Linked DNA regions of Homo sapiens: region 2 is linked to region 1. A link is a loop called in an ENCODE intact Hi-C map of the cell type or tissue named here. Cell type or tissue: CD14-positive monocyte. All regions are shown on one strand.

Region 1 (8,000 bases):
AAATATGTCTGCAAGGTGAACCTGGCATATGGGTCAACATTTTGGGATCTTGAGCCAAACTAAGGTACCCCTCACAGTCTAATTCGATGTGGAACATGGTGGTCTGGTGTGGAGATAGAGGATGGCTCTCTGGATTTGCATTTGGACCATAGGCTATGCCATTCATTGAGATGGGTGGTATAGGGGAAGCAGCAAGTCGGGGAGAGGTGTCAATTGTTTTGTTTGTTTGTTTGTTTGTTTTGAGACGGAGTCTCACTCTGTTGCCCAGGCCGGAGTGCAATGGCGGATCTCGGCTCACTGCAAGCTCCACCTCCCGGGTTCACGCCATTCTCCTGCCTCAGTCTCCCGAGTAGCTGGCACTACAGGCACCCGCCACCACGCCCGGCTAATTTTTTTTGTATGTTTAGTAGAGACGAGGTTTCACCATGTTAGCCAGGATGGTCTCGATCTCCTGACCTCGTGATACGCCCGTCTCAGCCTCCTAAAGTGCTGGGATTACAGGCGTGAGCCACCATGCCCAGCCCAGAGGTGTGAGTTTTGTTTTGGACATGTTGGGCCTGAGTTATCTTATGACTTATGGGACATCCAGGAAAAGAAGTTTAGCCTGCAGAGACACATTTCAGAGGCATCCTAGAGAGGCCGTAGTGAAAAGTATGAGAAAATCCCAGGAAAGCTAATGGAACAAGATTACAAGACTGTGGGAAACACTCCGATAAACATCAAGATTCGGAGAATGTAGTGAATAAAAAGAGTGCTTAACAGAGGATGAGAAAGAAGTAGAGCGAGAACCAGGACAGTTAAGTATCATGGAATTTGAGAAAGGAACAAGGTTGAAGGAGAGAGCCATCGACTATGTGAAATGTTGCAGAAAGCTCAAGCCACCTAGAGGCAGAACAGTATCCACTGCATTTAGCCATAACGTGTCACCAGAGACACCATAGTGAGTAGAAAGCCAATGGGATTGGGGGTCAGATCTGAATTTGGATCTGGTTCTGCTACTTAATGCATAACCTTGGGCAAGTTAAACACCTCTCAGAATCTTAGTTTACTCATCCTAAGATGGGGATCAGAATATCAATATCATACAGCTTTGTGAGGATTTGGGGTAAGCAAAATTAAGCCCCTATCCTCAGATAGCTTGTGTTCTAGTGGGAGAGATAGCCAATAAAGAAGTATGTAAAGAAATATGGATCCTCCTCGACTTACGACGGAGTTACATCCTGAAAAACCTATCATAAGTTGAAAAAAAATTGTAAGTAGTAAATGCATTTCATACACCTAACCTGCCAAACATCATAGCTTCGCCTAGCCTACCTTAAATGTGCTCAGAACACTTACATTAGAATGGCTAACTAGAAGCTGCGGCTCATGGCCACTGCCCAGCATTGCAAAGGAGAATCATAAGGCAGATCGCTAGCCCAGGAAAAGAGCAGCATTCAAAATTTGAAGTAGGGTTCCTACTGACATGTATCACTTTCACACCATCACATTGAAAAATCATAAGTTGAACCACAATAAGTTGGGGACTGTCTGCATAAAATTTCAGGTAGCAATAGAAAACAGGAGAAAGAAGAAAGCAGTATAGGGATTAGAAGGTGACCTGGAGGACAATTTCTGTTTTGACCTGGTGGAGTGGAAAGGCCTCTCTGAGAAGATGGCATATGCAGTTGAAGCCTGAATGAAGAGAGAGGAAGATATCTGAATGTCTGGGTGACCTTTAAATGTCCTGAGGGGTGAAAATGGATTTGGCACATTCCAGAATGTCAAGAAAGCCTGTGTGGTTAAAGTGGAGTGGAAAAGTATAGGAGATGAGATCAGAGAGGTGAGCTGGCCATAGGAGCATGAAATCTAGTCTCAGAATAATAAAAAGCCATCAGACAACTTTAAGCATGGAGGTGACATGTAACGATTTATGTTTGTAAAAGATCCCTCCGGTTTCAGTGCAGAGAATTAACAGTAGCAGGGGCAGTAGCAGAGGCTGTTATAGGATGCTATTGCCAGGCCTGCAAAAGGTGGCAGGGGCTTGGCAACGGTGCTGGTGGGGGATTTAGGATATACACTGAATTCAAAAGGATTGGCTGATAGACTGGATACGGAGTTTGAGGACTTGACTTCTAGGTGTTTGGTGGTACCATCTCATGATATGGGAAAGACCTATGGGTTTTTTAAAAGCCTGGGAATAGAGAATAAGATTTTGGTTCTGGACATCTTAAGGTTGAGAGGCCTATTGGACATCCAAGTGGAGAATCAAGTAGGTTTTGGGATTTAAGGGGAAAAGTATAGGGTAGAAATAAAAAATGCTGGAGTCATTAGCCCAATAGGGCTAGATATCCCACGGTGTGAGGGTAGGTAGAGAAAAGAGCCCATGACTGAGACCTCTAAATTATACAGGCTAGGTGGAGGGAGAGCCAGCAAAGAAGATGGAGAAAGAATAGCTAAAGAGGTAGGAGCAAAACCAGGAAATTGGAGCATTGTGACCTACAGGCCAAGCTAAGAAAGTGTTTTTAGAGAGAAGGAGGAAACAACTACATCAGATGTTACAGAGAGGTTGAGTATGTTGGAGGGATCATTGGATTTGACCTTCAAAAAGAAGGCTATTTGCAATCTTGGAAAGAACAGTTTCCCTGGACTCATGGGAACAAATGCCTAATTAGAATAGGTGAAGTAGCAAAGGAGAAGTAAAGGGGAGGAGAAAATGGTTAACATGTACTTATCTTTAAAAATAGCAGCTATAGGAACCACACAATTCTCTAAAAGTTTTATGCAGAATTCTGCACGTATGTGACAAACTGTGTCTTCCAGGAAAAGAAGCCATGGCTGTCATCAGATATATAAAGGAGGGGTCACTGCAAACCGAATTAGAAGCAAATGTCCAATGGCTGGCCTCTAGGCTCTGAGGCTGGGCTGGAAGAGTGTGGCACCCTCTCTAGATGCTAATTCTCTGTTCTGGCCAATGGTATGTGGCTTCTAGCCATGATATATATTTTAAAAACAGCGGGATTTCCCATAAGTAGATCATTTTAAAACCCAAATTTATAGAATCTATTCTCCGCATTGAAAGATTTTTCTAGGCTAAAATAGTACCTCTGTGCGACCTCTAGTGGATGTTATTTTAAAAAGCAGCCCAGACAGTCTTCATTTTATATAAAGGATATTTGAAAAGATTGCTTAGGAAAATGAATTTTTATAAACCAAAAGATACATCCTATTCACTCAGACTGTCTCACAATCTAGTGTATCCAATAAGAATAATACAACATACAGCTAGTGTATAAACTAGCTTTTATGTAGATTTTTAAAACAATGAAGATAAATCCAGAATATAACAGTATAGACTTAGAAAAAAATGTTAAACACCAGGAAAATAGTACATGTAGGCGGGGCTTCCCAGCTGAAATGCAGTAGGTCATTCTGCATCCATTCATTAAGTTCAAAATAGACTTTAAAACTTTCCTTGAAGATATTATGGGAGCAAATTTCACCATTTTATTGGTCTCTCCTTTTATAAGAATGGGTCATACGAGAAGACCCAAAGGAGTTTCTATGTCTGCTTTAGAAATGTAAAGTGGGGCCGGGCGTGGTGGCTCATGCCTGTAATGCCAGCACATTGGGAGGCCGAGGTGGGCAGATCACGAGGTCAGGAGTTCAAGACCAACCTGACCAACATGGTGAAACCCCATCTCTACTAAAAATACAAAAATTAGCTGGGCCGTGGTGGTGTGTGCCTGTAATCCCAGCTACTCAGGAGGCTGAGGCAGAAGAATCGCTTGAACCCAGGAGGCAGAGGTTGCAGTGAGCAGAGATCGTGTCACTGCACTCCAGCCTGGGTGACAGAGTGAGACTCCATCCAAAAAAAAAAAAAATGTAAAGTGGGCACAACATACATCATGTAATCTGAAATGATGGACTTCTGGGCCTGCAGCCTCTCTCTTAGGAATCCTTAGTGAATTTGGACCTCACTTGCAGGTTGACCAACAATTCTCCACAAATGAAGGAGTCTATGTAATAGTTTTGTTATTTCTTCTAGCAACTGCTGATACCCAAGAGTGTCACAATAAAAATCTGATGATTTGAGAGCATGAAATATGCATCTAGTAATCGTTGAGAAGGAACCATGAAAATGAAGGACGCCAGCAGTTTCAAACTAACATCTGGGATTCTGGGGCTCCTAGAGCATCTCTTTCACACATGAACCATCAATAAGAGCTATCAATGCTCAGATCCTCTACGGGATGAAATCCTTGGATGATCTGACCATGTAAATGACTTAGGTTCTGCTGAGTCAGTGATTTGCAAAGTCGGGTACTGGACCAGCAGCATCAATATCACCTGGGAAATTTGTAAAAATCCAAATTCTTGGGCTCCACTGCAGACATACTGTGCCAAATATGCTAGGGGTAGGGCTCAGCAATCTGCTTTTAACAAGCTCCCAGGTAATTCTGATAAAAATCTAAAGTTTGGAAACCACTGTTACTTGTCATACCTATATTGATAAAGATTGAAGTTATTATTGTGTTTTTCAGGCACTTGGAAAAAATGGTACATGTCATTAAATAGAAATAACTCCACCAAGAAAGTGGGACAGCAAAGTACATATTGATATCTAGATCTTTTTTTTTTTTTTTTTCTGATATGGAGTCTTGCTCTGTCACCCAGGCTGGGGTACAGTGGCGCGATCTTGGCTTACTGCAAGCTCTGCCTCCCGGTTCACGCCATTCTTCTGCCTCAGCCTCCCGAGTAGCTGGGACTACAGGTGCCCGCCACCATACCCGGCTAATTTTTTGTGTTTTTAGTAGAGACGGGTTTTCACCGTGTTAGCCAGGATAGTCTCAATCTCCTGACCTCGTGATCCATCCACCTCGGCCTCCCAAAGTGCTGGGATTACAGGCGTGAGCCACCGTGCCCAGCCCATTTTTTTTTCTAGACATGAAGGTTTATTTGGACATAAGCAAATTAATTATAAACTAGTTCAAGAACTTTCCAAAAACTTTTTATTTCAATAGTATGGTTTTATAATAAAATACTCTGTCATCAAGTAGGCAATTTCATATTCATTTCACAAACATACTTCATTTGTCACTGAGATTACCTGCAGCTGGATTTTTAATGTGGCATTCATCTCTCTTAATATGACGTTCTTCTTCCAGTACTTCCTTAATTCTCTTATGTGGCTCACAATATAAAAATTTCTTCCCTATAAAGGCATTAACAAAATCAATTACTTAGTATAAATACTGCCCAATCTTCTAGCCATTATATCTACATGATAACAATTTTTTTAAAAGAAGACATGTTATTCCATACAAATATCAGACAATTTGCCCTGAAGGCTCTATCTTGGAAAGATCTCTTCCATGGAAACTTTAGGTTCTTTTGGGACTTCACGTTTTCATGTAATTCCTGAACTTGCAGGGTAAGTTTCAGGTACCTCTTTTAGGTGTTATGAAGAAATAGATAAAGTTTCCTCCTTAGCTTCAAGAAAACTTGCACTCGTTTGTTGAATGAACTCTTATTAAAGACCTACTCTGTGATAGGCATTTGGCTAGGGGCTGAAGACAGAGCAATGAGTAAGACAGATGTGTGTATAGAGCTTGCAATCCAGGTACAGAAGAGAGAACAAAATCTCAGCATTTTAAAATCGACATTTTAAAAGATTGAAACTGAATTGTAGTAGTGAACCACTTATGGACATAGCACTTTTCCCTGGCCTTTAAATCTGGACCTATAGGACATGACTACTACAGTCAAGGACTGAATTGTTTGTTTTAAACACTGTAGCTACATTTCTTCTCAGAAATGTAGCTCAGCCCAGATGTCAGAACTCCAGAGAAACAAAAGAGCTCTGTGCTATTGGGCCTACCCATATCCCTAATCTCTCCGGTCAGCCTCTCTCTCTTGCTCTCTGAGCTCCAGACACATGGCCCTTCTGTTCATTCCTACCTTTGCACATGCTGTTTTTGCTACCTGAGCTGCCTTTCTCCTGGTTTTGCCTATATAACTTCTACTCAAATTTTAGGTCTTGGCTTAAACATTAGTTCTTTAGGAAAACTTTCCCTTACTCCACAATCTGGAAATGACTTTTTATCATGGCACCCTCCTTTATTCTTTCATTTTACTTATTGCAATTTGGATACAGCTTCATTTTTTTATACACAATTATTTGTGTAGCTATTTATTTAATATATAACTTCTTTACCAGATCACAAACCCCATGAGGGCAGGGATGTTGTCTCTTCAGTTCATCAGAGTCTTAGAACAGAGCTTGGCATGATAATAAATGCTCAACAAATGTGTGTTCAGTTAGAACTAAGCACTGATAAATTGGAGCTCTAACTAAAGACTGTGTGCATGTCTGTCAATGCAGTTATACGGTCACTGTGAATGTCAGTGAACCGATAGTTCTAATCTCAGTATCCAAAAGCTCAATTCAAGGAACCAATGAAAACCTAAACAACCAAATACTTTAGTTGTTTATGATTTGATTTTAAACTCACATATATATGGGCAGGTATCTCATCTTTTCCAGACTAATCAATAAACAACACAAGTGAGTCAATTTGACGGGGATGCAGACTGGCAAAAATGGGGCAAGAGACCTGCTGCTTCCGGCAGTGATCCCAGGTCATTCCTGGTCATGAAGACCCAGACACACCCTCAGACATGAAAAAGTTAGAATTACATACTTTCAGGGTCTCATTCTTGTTTCCCCAAAGTTGGAAGTCATATGAATAAAATATGGGATCAGCATTACTGAAGCCTAACTTTGGTTTAATCTGTTAAATCATGATCTTCAGGCAGAAAAAGGGTTCACAAACTTGGCTAGGAAGAAAACTAAGCCTATAACAGAACAACAGAAAGGAAAAGACCACCTGCTCTCAGTTCAGATCTCCTGACAAATTTCAGCCCTGGTGCTAGGAAAATGCACAGAAGAAATCATTAAAGGTGATTTGAAGAATTGTGGTAATTGGGAGAGTACTAAGGAGCTAGTACGGGTAAATATCTCCTGCTCAGGAGAAGAAAGGAAAGGAGGGGAGAGGGGGCAGAACTTTCAGGCAGAAAAAGGTTTCACAAACTTGGCCAGGAAGGAAAGGAGAGGAGAGGAAAGGAAAAAGGGAAGGAAAGGAGAAAGGACAAAAGAAAGGAAAGGAGAAAGGAAAGAGGAAAGGAAAAGGAAAAAAAAGGAGAAAGGGAAAGGAAAGGAAGGAAAAGGAAAGGAAGGGAAAGCAAATTTAAAAAAGAAAGAAGGAAGGAAGGGAAAGAGAGAGAGAAAGAAAATTCTACAAACTCTACCATAGCAGTTTGATGTTGACCTTTACCAGCATTTTAAGTGGATTGGTCGATAGATGTCTTGTGTGTATAGAGGATGAGAAGCTGTGATCACTGAGAAGTATGACTAAGAACAGTATTATTCCAGAATTTCTTTTGAAACAATTATTATTCCACGTTTTTTGGATTTTTTTTTGTTGTTTTTTGTTTTTTTTCCTGAGAGCTAATAACAATTGCATCTTATATATATTATTATTTCTCTTTCTCACAATGACCTATGGGCAAGTATAATTATTCCTGTTTTATAGTTGAGAAAGTAGCTTCCTTGAGTCATAAAACTAAAATAATGAAAATGAGAAGCCACACCTACCTGAGTCTCCCAAGCTCCTACGGTTATTACAAATTATTCATAGTTTATTACAACGCACAGTTATAGATCCACCACACTCTACTAATCAGTTCATACCTAGAATACAGGTTTCAGTGATATGATACACTGGAGATTGTTGGAAGAAGTGGCCAGCCAGCCAGGTTAGAGCACTACAAGTGATCCTAAAGGTGACATTGGCCAGGCGCGGTGGCTCATGCCTGTAATCCCAACATTTTGGGAGGCTGAGGTGGGCAGATTACTTGAGGTCAGGAGTCCAAGACCAGCCTGGCCAACATGGTGAAACCCCATCTCTACTAAAAATACAAAAATTAGCCAGGCGTGATGGTGCATGCCTGTGGTCCCA
Region 2 (8,000 bases), 80 kb before region 1:
ATTAATTAGTAACTATGTGTTTAAAGAATAACTCCATTATAACAAAGAAAAGTATCTGTTCCTCTTTTCTAAGCATATCAGTTTCAGTAAAATGAGGCATGACCAACTTTATGGCTTTTCTAAAGCAAAACAGTATTTATTTTCAGTGTGATTGTATATGTATCTCTTACTCAATGAAAAACTATTTATTTATCTTTCTCATTCCCAGCAACTGGCATAGTATCTACACATATTAGTACTCAATAAACATTCTAAGAATAAATGGTTGACCTTAGTCTTATCAGAAAACTCTCTGAATGACTAATAGTATGCTACAGTAACAGAATCAGAAAAGCTTATTTGAGATCTATTTTCATATTAAATTTTAAAGCATAAAATCAAGTAAAAGTCAGGACATGCAACTTCTGTTTTTTAATATCCATTTCCTATTAAGTAAATAACTGATATGAAAAACTGATCTGAAAGAAGGAAAAACAGTTGAGAAGACAATATATGGACTTATTAAAGATTTATATCCCAACTGGTACTGGAAAGATTTTCAGGTAATGACACTACTGCTTAAGAACTGGGTACAAGTTTTACAAAGGCCAACATAAAATATATTCTAACTTTATAAAAGTTTAGTCATTACAAAATCTATCTACTTATGACTACTTTCTTGGCACTTTACATTAGGAAACTACTGGGATAAAGAAGCTTTTGTTGATACATCTGCCATTATTCCCTACCTTCTAACCAAACCAAATTAATATATGAACAAAATTCAATGTATTCTCACATTTTGGGGTAGTCCACATTAAATCCCATGGAACCTGCAACTCTTCTCAAGCAGTTCAGAAAGCTCTCGGCAACATATTCAGTTCTGTCGCTACATAAAATCAACCAGGTATTCAAAGACTGTGCATTTAAAATCTTGCAAGTTCGAATATCCTTGGACCAGTCAGCAGCAGACACAGGTTGACACTGAGAAAAATAATGATCATGAAAGGATTGAACAAATTTATTCAGAGAGCAGCTAAATAAAGACAGTGTGAAGATGGCCAACTTTTGTTATAACTGTTTAACACAGTTTGCTATTCAGTCTTAAAACACAGATGCAGGCACTGCACATCCGAACAGAATACATGTGCTTTCTGGGAGTGGAAGCATCTGGGCGTCATCCCAGGTCTTCCAGGCACTGGTGGCCCTTGGAGGTCCCTTTAACCTCATGATTCTCTGCGGTGCACAGAGAATGGTGTCTGATTCAAAGATCTCTGAGGTTCCCTTCCAGCTCTGAGTATCTATGCCTTTATTATGAATGACTCAGGCAAACAGCCTGTATCATTTTATCTTTTACTTTAAGCATCTAAATATCTCAGAGAATGCTGATTATCAATACTCTAGGTCATCATAATAAAACTAACACACCCTACAGAACAGTTAAGTGTTGCAAGAAGTCAGGGACCCCAAACGGAGGGACTGGCTGAAGCCATGGCAGAAGAACATGGATTGTGAAGATTTCATGGACATTTATTAGTTCCTCAAATTAATACTTTTATAATTTCTTATGCCTGTCTTTACTGCAGTGTTTAAACATAAATTGTGAAGATTTCATGGACACTTATCACTTCCTCAATCAATACCTTTGTGATTTCTTATGCCTGTCTTTACTTTAATCTCTTAATCCTTTCATCTCGTAAGCCGAGGAGGATGCATGTCGCCTCAGGACCTTGTGATAATTGCATTAACTGCACAAATTGTAGAGGATGTGTGTTTGAACAATATGAAATCTGGGCACCTTGAAAAAAGAACAGGATAACAGCAATGTTTAAGGAAAAAGAGAGATAATCTTAAACTCTGACCACCGGTGAGCCGGGCGGAACAGAGCCATATTTCTCTTCTTTCAAAAGCAAATAGGAGAAATATTGCTGAATTCTTTTTCTCAGCAAGGAACATCCCTGAGAAAGAGAATGCACGCCTGGGAGTAGGTCTCTGAACTGGCCCCCCTGGGCGTGGCTGTCTTTTATGGTCTGTAGACTATAGAGGTGAAATAGACCCAGTCTCCTATAGCGCTCCTAGGCTTATTAGGAAGAGGAAATTCCTGCCTAATAAATTTTGGTCAGACCGGTTGCTCTCAAAACCTTGTCTCCTGATAAGATGTTATCAGTGACAACGGTGCCCGAAACTTTATTAGCAATTTTAATTTCGCCCGGTCCTGTGATCCCGCCCTGCCTCCATTTGCCTTGTGATATTCTATTACCTTGTAAAGTACGTGATCTTTGTGACCGACACCCTATTCGTACACTCCCTCCCCTTTTGAAAATCCCTAATAAAAACTTGCTGGTTTTACGGCTTGTGGGGCATCATGGAACCTACCGACATGTGATGTCTCCCCTGGACGCCCAGCTTTAAAATTTCTCTATTTTGTACTCTGTCCCTTTATTTCTCAAACCAGCCGATGCTTAAGGAAAATAGAAAATAACCTATGTGACTATCGGGGCAGGTTCCCTGATAGTTAAGATTATATATTAAGCTAGGAGTAGGTATGCTTAGAAGCAAAGATGAAGCCAGGATGGAGACTCCTTTCTCACTCTCAAAAGGTCTCTCATGTGACCAGGAAAAACAGGTTTCCTGCGCTGAAGAGGGGGAATGTTAGCCTGCTTCCCAGACCTCTGCTTATATCCTCAGACTATAATTGAATGATGCCTTTGGCACAGCAAGTGGGGAAGATCCACTGTTAGAACTAAAAGGGACCACATTGTATGCTAATCTCCTGCTACTTGAAGTGCTGTCAAGTGTTACTTGACCAGCAGCTTGAGCACTGCCTAGAAGCCAGTTAGAAATGCAGACTCCTGTGCACCACCCGAGACCCACTGAATCAGAATCTGCATGTTAACATGTCCCCCAAGTAATTCACATGTACATTAATATTTAAGAAACATCCCAATCCTCTTGTTTTACAAACTAGAAAGCTGTGACTGAGAGGTTATGAAACCACTTGGCAGCAGCGACAGGTTTAGAATGCTGGTCTCCTGACATGGCAGCCAGGGCACTTGTGACCAAGCACTCTGACTTATCTGACTTCCAACCATCAGCCATCCTCATGATGCCTTCCACTGGCTGGGCTGGATTCAGCCCCAGGAGTCCACCTACCTCGGCCTGAGAGCAAAGGAGAAGGGCTAGCTTTCCATCAATGGCTCCCTCTGGAGTCAACGTTCATTCCTGTCCATTAGGGCATGAGGAGAGCTGTACTCCTTCTGCCCACAACATTTCTTCCTGCTGTTGTCTTATGGGGCTGGGAGGAGACCCAGGACAATGTACCCTGAGTCCTATGAACTTTTAGTTCATTCAGTTCCTAGGACCTAATTTCAGAAAAGCAGAATGGGCCAAGAAGTTGATGATATTGTCATCTTAGACACCTGCTACCTCCAGTGCATGAGTTCTCCTGTTTTAATGCCCTTTCTCCTATGGACACCAGTTTCTACACCAAAAAAATGCAAACAAATACATAAAAATGAAAGGCTCTGGGAAATACGACTTTACTTATAGAAATTATGAGATGGATCATTTTAAGTACATAAGTCCTTCTTCACATGTGGATCTGAAACTGAGCTTCTCTTTACTGAACTCTCGCCAAGATCCTAATGGGAGTCTACATTTTAGTACTTTACCATAAAGTTTTGTTTTGTTTTGTGTTGAAAAATAGTACTTCCTTATCTTCTCCAATGAGAGTTTTTGTAACTTGGATAGATTATTGTAAAGATATGACAAGGCCAGGCATGGTGGCTCATGTCTGTAATCTCAGCACTTTGAGAGGCTGAGGTGGGAGGATGGCTTGAGCCCAGGAGTTCAAGGCCAGCCTGGGCAACACAGGGAGACCTGGTTTCTACAAAAAATACAAAAATTAGCTGAGCATGGTGGCGCACGCCTATAGTCCCAGCTTCTTGGGAGGCTGAAATGGCAGGATCGCTTGAGCCCAGGAGGTTAAGGCTGCAATGAGCTGTGATCATGCCACTGTGTTCCAGCCTGGGCAACAGAATGAGACCTGTCTCAAAAAAAAAAAAAAAAAAAAAGATGGAAAAAATTCCCCCCATTCTACCAACATGATACATTCATTGTTCAATTATATCAGTTAGACATACTGGTTTATTACACCCAATAAAGGCAAGAAGAGAGCCTTTAAACATGACATGTGACTGGTGTTTTAAAGTGGGCAAAACGGAGGGGGAGGGGAGAAAGATAATGTATAATTTTTGCGTAAAATATTAATAGGTTCATTTCTTCAGCCGAAGTCTGGAAGTGGCGATGATTTGTCTCTTCAGGTTTCAGAATGCCTCTCTCCCCAAGTACTATGTCTGGGGCTGGGTTCTGTGCATACTTCTTGATTTTAATGTCCATTGAGCAGTGTTTTATTTCGAAAGATTAACATACATAACTGACATGGCAACTAAAAGTCATTGCAAAAGCTCATTGCAGCCTTAACCTCCTGGGCTCAGTTTTGGTATCAGAAAACAATCTATTAGAACTAATGTCCACCAGCTAATAGAATTTCCTCAGATGACTATGGCTTTCTTTTTTAAGAGCAATGCACCACCCAACAGAAGATAGGTATGTTTTAATTGCAATGATTTGAAATACTGTCTTCTGACTAACCTAAATCATGTCCACTGGGTGCCGCTAAGTCCGTGCAAGTAAATTCAGATTGAAAAGGAAACCACAGGGGATCTGAAGTCTTAGGATAAAGAGATGGAAGTACATGGCCAAACCAAATATTATAAGCACACAAGCCACTCTGGCCAATGCACAAAACTTACACATATTCAAGTAAATACTTTTAAATGAAAATAAAATCACAGCACTTACTATGTGGTCTTGCATTAATATTTTTTCTGAAGGCACAATCCGGCCAGTCAGAGATATCTGGCTTCCAAAATGCAGTCCCCAGGTCTCTAGTTCAAAGCGAGCATTGGTATTCCTGTTGATAAAGTTGTTTTAAATCATTAAAGAGAGATATAATTATAACTTACTGAATTCGTCAGGGGCTGATTTTCTGTGTCTTCAGGATTCCTGGCTTCTAATTCTACTCAGCATATTTTTTCCCTGCTTAAAAGAATTACGGGACAACTGTGCTCATTTGGGATGTTCAGGAATGGGAAAAGGATTCCAGTGGGAGTACAGTGGTTAGAAAAATAAGCTTTCGAGCCAGACAGACCTGGGTTTAACTCCTAGCTCTAACATTTAATAATATATGACCTTGAGCAAACTATTCATCTTTAAGGCCTTGGTTTCCTTACTGGCAAAATGTAAGGATAATAAAAGCACCTACTTCGTAGGATTGATATAAAGATGAAATATGATAATGCACAGAAAGTGCTCACCACAGTCCCTGGCACATGGCATGTGCTCAAAACCTATGAGATATTATCATTCCTGATAACACACTCGTTAATAAGGAGATATTTTGGAGCCAGTGGATGTGGAGATGTCTTTTGTGAATATGTGAATTTCTTGGGTTGAGAGTCGAAGAAGGATGATAAAAGAAGGGAACATAAGAATGTAAGCTTCAGAAGATTCAGGATCTTCCTATTACCCTCTCTATCCTATGAGGAGAATATTAATATCAGCAATAATAACACTGCTTTCTATTGTGTAGTACTTTCCATTTATAACTTAATAAGCTTTAATCATAGTTGATGTTTTAGCTCATGGGAGTATATGATAACTTCCACTGAGCCATAAGCTCCTTGAGAGTGACAACCATATATAGGACTCAGCACACAGTAAGCCAGGCATTTGCGGGACATGGAGGAGATCCCCACGCTTTTGTTTCCCTATTAAAGCTCTACCAATTTTTTTAGGGAAGCTCAAACCTCTTCACCACTGTCTCTCTGCAATAGCTCACTATTTCCACCTATTCGGATTATGTCTTCTCTGGTCACACTAATTCCTTTGAGTTAATTATTTTGCTTCAGATACCAACTGCCCAAGATGAGATGAGTGAGGCCATCATTGGTCAGGAAATGGGGTGAGGTGTGTGGTACTACTGAAAGGTGGCAGATAGATGCATCAGGAAGATTAATCCACAGTCACTATAAGGGAAACGAACCAGGAATTCCTTCTCAATTCGGCATAAGTCTGAGGGACGTCCAGGGTAAATGACGTAAAGTATATCCATGAAATTAAAAAACTATGAAAACACTAGCATGATAATAGAGATCATGTTTATCATATGGAAATGTTTGAGAAAAACCCTGAAGTGAAAAGAGCAAGCTACAAAACATGACGTACAGTATTATACCATTTCTCTTTTAAAAAATAGGATTATATGCGTTTGCAGAGTCTGAAAGAATATTACTAATATTAATTGAATTAATTATTAATTCAATTGTGATTCACTCATTTGTTAAATATTTACTGAGTAAACACACATACACACTCTTTTCTCTCTCCTTTCTTTGTGCTACGTAAGTTTCCAAATCCTCCATGAGCTAGTACTACTTTAAAAAAGATTTAAGAAAAAAAAAAAAAGACTGTTGATCAACAATATAGCCCAATAGGAATATAAAGCAAGCTACATACATAATTATAAATTTTCCAGTAAAAATGGAAAATTTTTACTTCCACCTTAAGAAAGTAAAAAAATGACAAGTGTGAAATTACGTTTTAAATATATGTTATTTAACCTATTTAACCCAATAGATTAAAAAACTGTCATTTCTAGATGTGTCACTAGCCACATTTCAAGTGCGCAGCAGCCACCCTAGATAGTCCAGTTTTAGAGGGTCAGAAAGGAAAACCAAGGAGAAGCTCAATTTTCCAATCACATGTTATAGCAAACTGTCATAAATAAGAACGGAAACATAGTCTGATAATCAGATGGGCAGAACCAGATGGCACAAAGGTATATCTCAAATTTAAAAGGCACATAGTGGGGTTTTCCTAAAGTTCAGTCTGCTGAGGCCATTGTAGTAAGAGCTGAGCATTCCTGACCCTTAATACTGGGGGCCTGGTGTTTTTCTGGTTGCTTTGTTTGCTTGAAGGTTGTTGTTATTGTTTAGATTATAACCTTTTTCTTTATTCAACATTTTATCCAGACTTCAATGTATGAAATAGATGAAAGCAGGGCATGGAGGTAAAGCAAGTGTTATTCCTATCAGCATGGCCTCCAACTCCCTTCAACCCCTTAGTCCTGAGACATCTCAGATGAAGGGCTGTGGACAGCACAATTCAAAAGCTCCTTGCTCTGAATCAATATGAATGACACATTTCCTTCAAGGAATATATCAGTGTTACATAGGCCATCTAATACTAAAAACTCAGCCCCAGGAAGGATGCATGCGGTGATCCAGTACCTCTGGATGTTGTCCACAAGCCTGGCCAGGCGCTGCTGCCGGCCTGAAGGACTGAGACGTGTCTTTTCAGCCACAGCCTTCATCAGCTGGAAATCAGATGTTGCCTGGTCAGTCAGCCCTATTAAATGCAAATGAAGACAAAGTGAGAAAATGAACATAAGCAACTCAGCCCATCAAAGGCCCAGTTTAAACCTTTCCACTTGAATGCATTCACCATCTGTATAGCACATCCAATAGAAATGAAAACCACGTATGTCATTTTAAGTTTTCTGGTAGCCACATTAAGAAAAGGCAAAAAAGAAACAGACGAAATTACTTTGAATAGTGTATATTATTTAGCCCAGTATATCCAACATATTATCATTCCAACATGCAATCAACATAAAACATTTATTGTTGAGGTAGTTTCCTTCTTTTTTTTCATACTAAGCCTTTCAAATCTGGGCTGTGTTTTACACCTAAAGCACACCTCCTCTCAGTCTTTTAGTAGAGCTAGTCCCAATTCAAGTGTTCAAAAACTCATGTGCTACTGGCTACTGTATTGGGTCCTGCAGACCTACAATATCAGAACACCATTAAGAATGAGCACCCCTTAGGCCGGGCGCTGTGGCTCATGCCTGTAATCCCAGCGCTTTGGGAGGCCGAGGCGGGTGGATCACCTGAGGTTGG

What was found. Hi-C counts contacts between places; a loop is a spot of excess contacts. Peaks named below come from ENCODE experiments on the same cell type or tissue, not always from the same donor. Only the 100,000 strongest peaks of a DNase experiment are listed, where the experiment ranks them.
Region 2: a loop joins it to region 1, with 8 times the contacts of the local background. A loop is called at or near these places in 65 of 110 quality-filtered maps.

The regions. Positions count from the first base shown.
Region 1 is chr11:94,514,777-94,522,776 of GRCh38, reverse strand. It overlaps C11orf97 (chromosome 11 open reading frame 97), which reads right to left. Exons shown (of 4, transcript NM_001190462.2): 2 at 5,090-5,194. Among named protein-coding and RNA genes, the nearest start is that of C11orf97, 6.3 kb to the right of the region's middle. In CD14-positive monocyte, CTCF peaks have their summits at 894, 2,901 and 3,108 (motif pointing left); DNase peaks (open chromatin) are centred at 896 and 3,076; H3K4me3 peaks cover 525 bases.
Region 2 is chr11:94,594,758-94,602,757 of GRCh38, reverse strand. PIWIL4 (piwi like RNA-mediated gene silencing 4) reads right to left here. Exons shown (of 20, transcript NM_152431.3): 10 at 7,332-7,449; 11 at 4,843-4,954; 12 at 779-963. The region is part of intron 4 of PIWIL4-AS1 (PIWIL4 antisense RNA 1); the gene reads left to right. Among named protein-coding and RNA genes, the nearest start is that of PIWIL4, 31 kb to the right of the region's middle. In CD14-positive monocyte, a CTCF peak has its summit at 4,640 (motif pointing right); a DNase peak (open chromatin) is centred at 4,657; H3K4me3 peaks cover 404 bases; H3K27ac peaks cover 3,814 bases.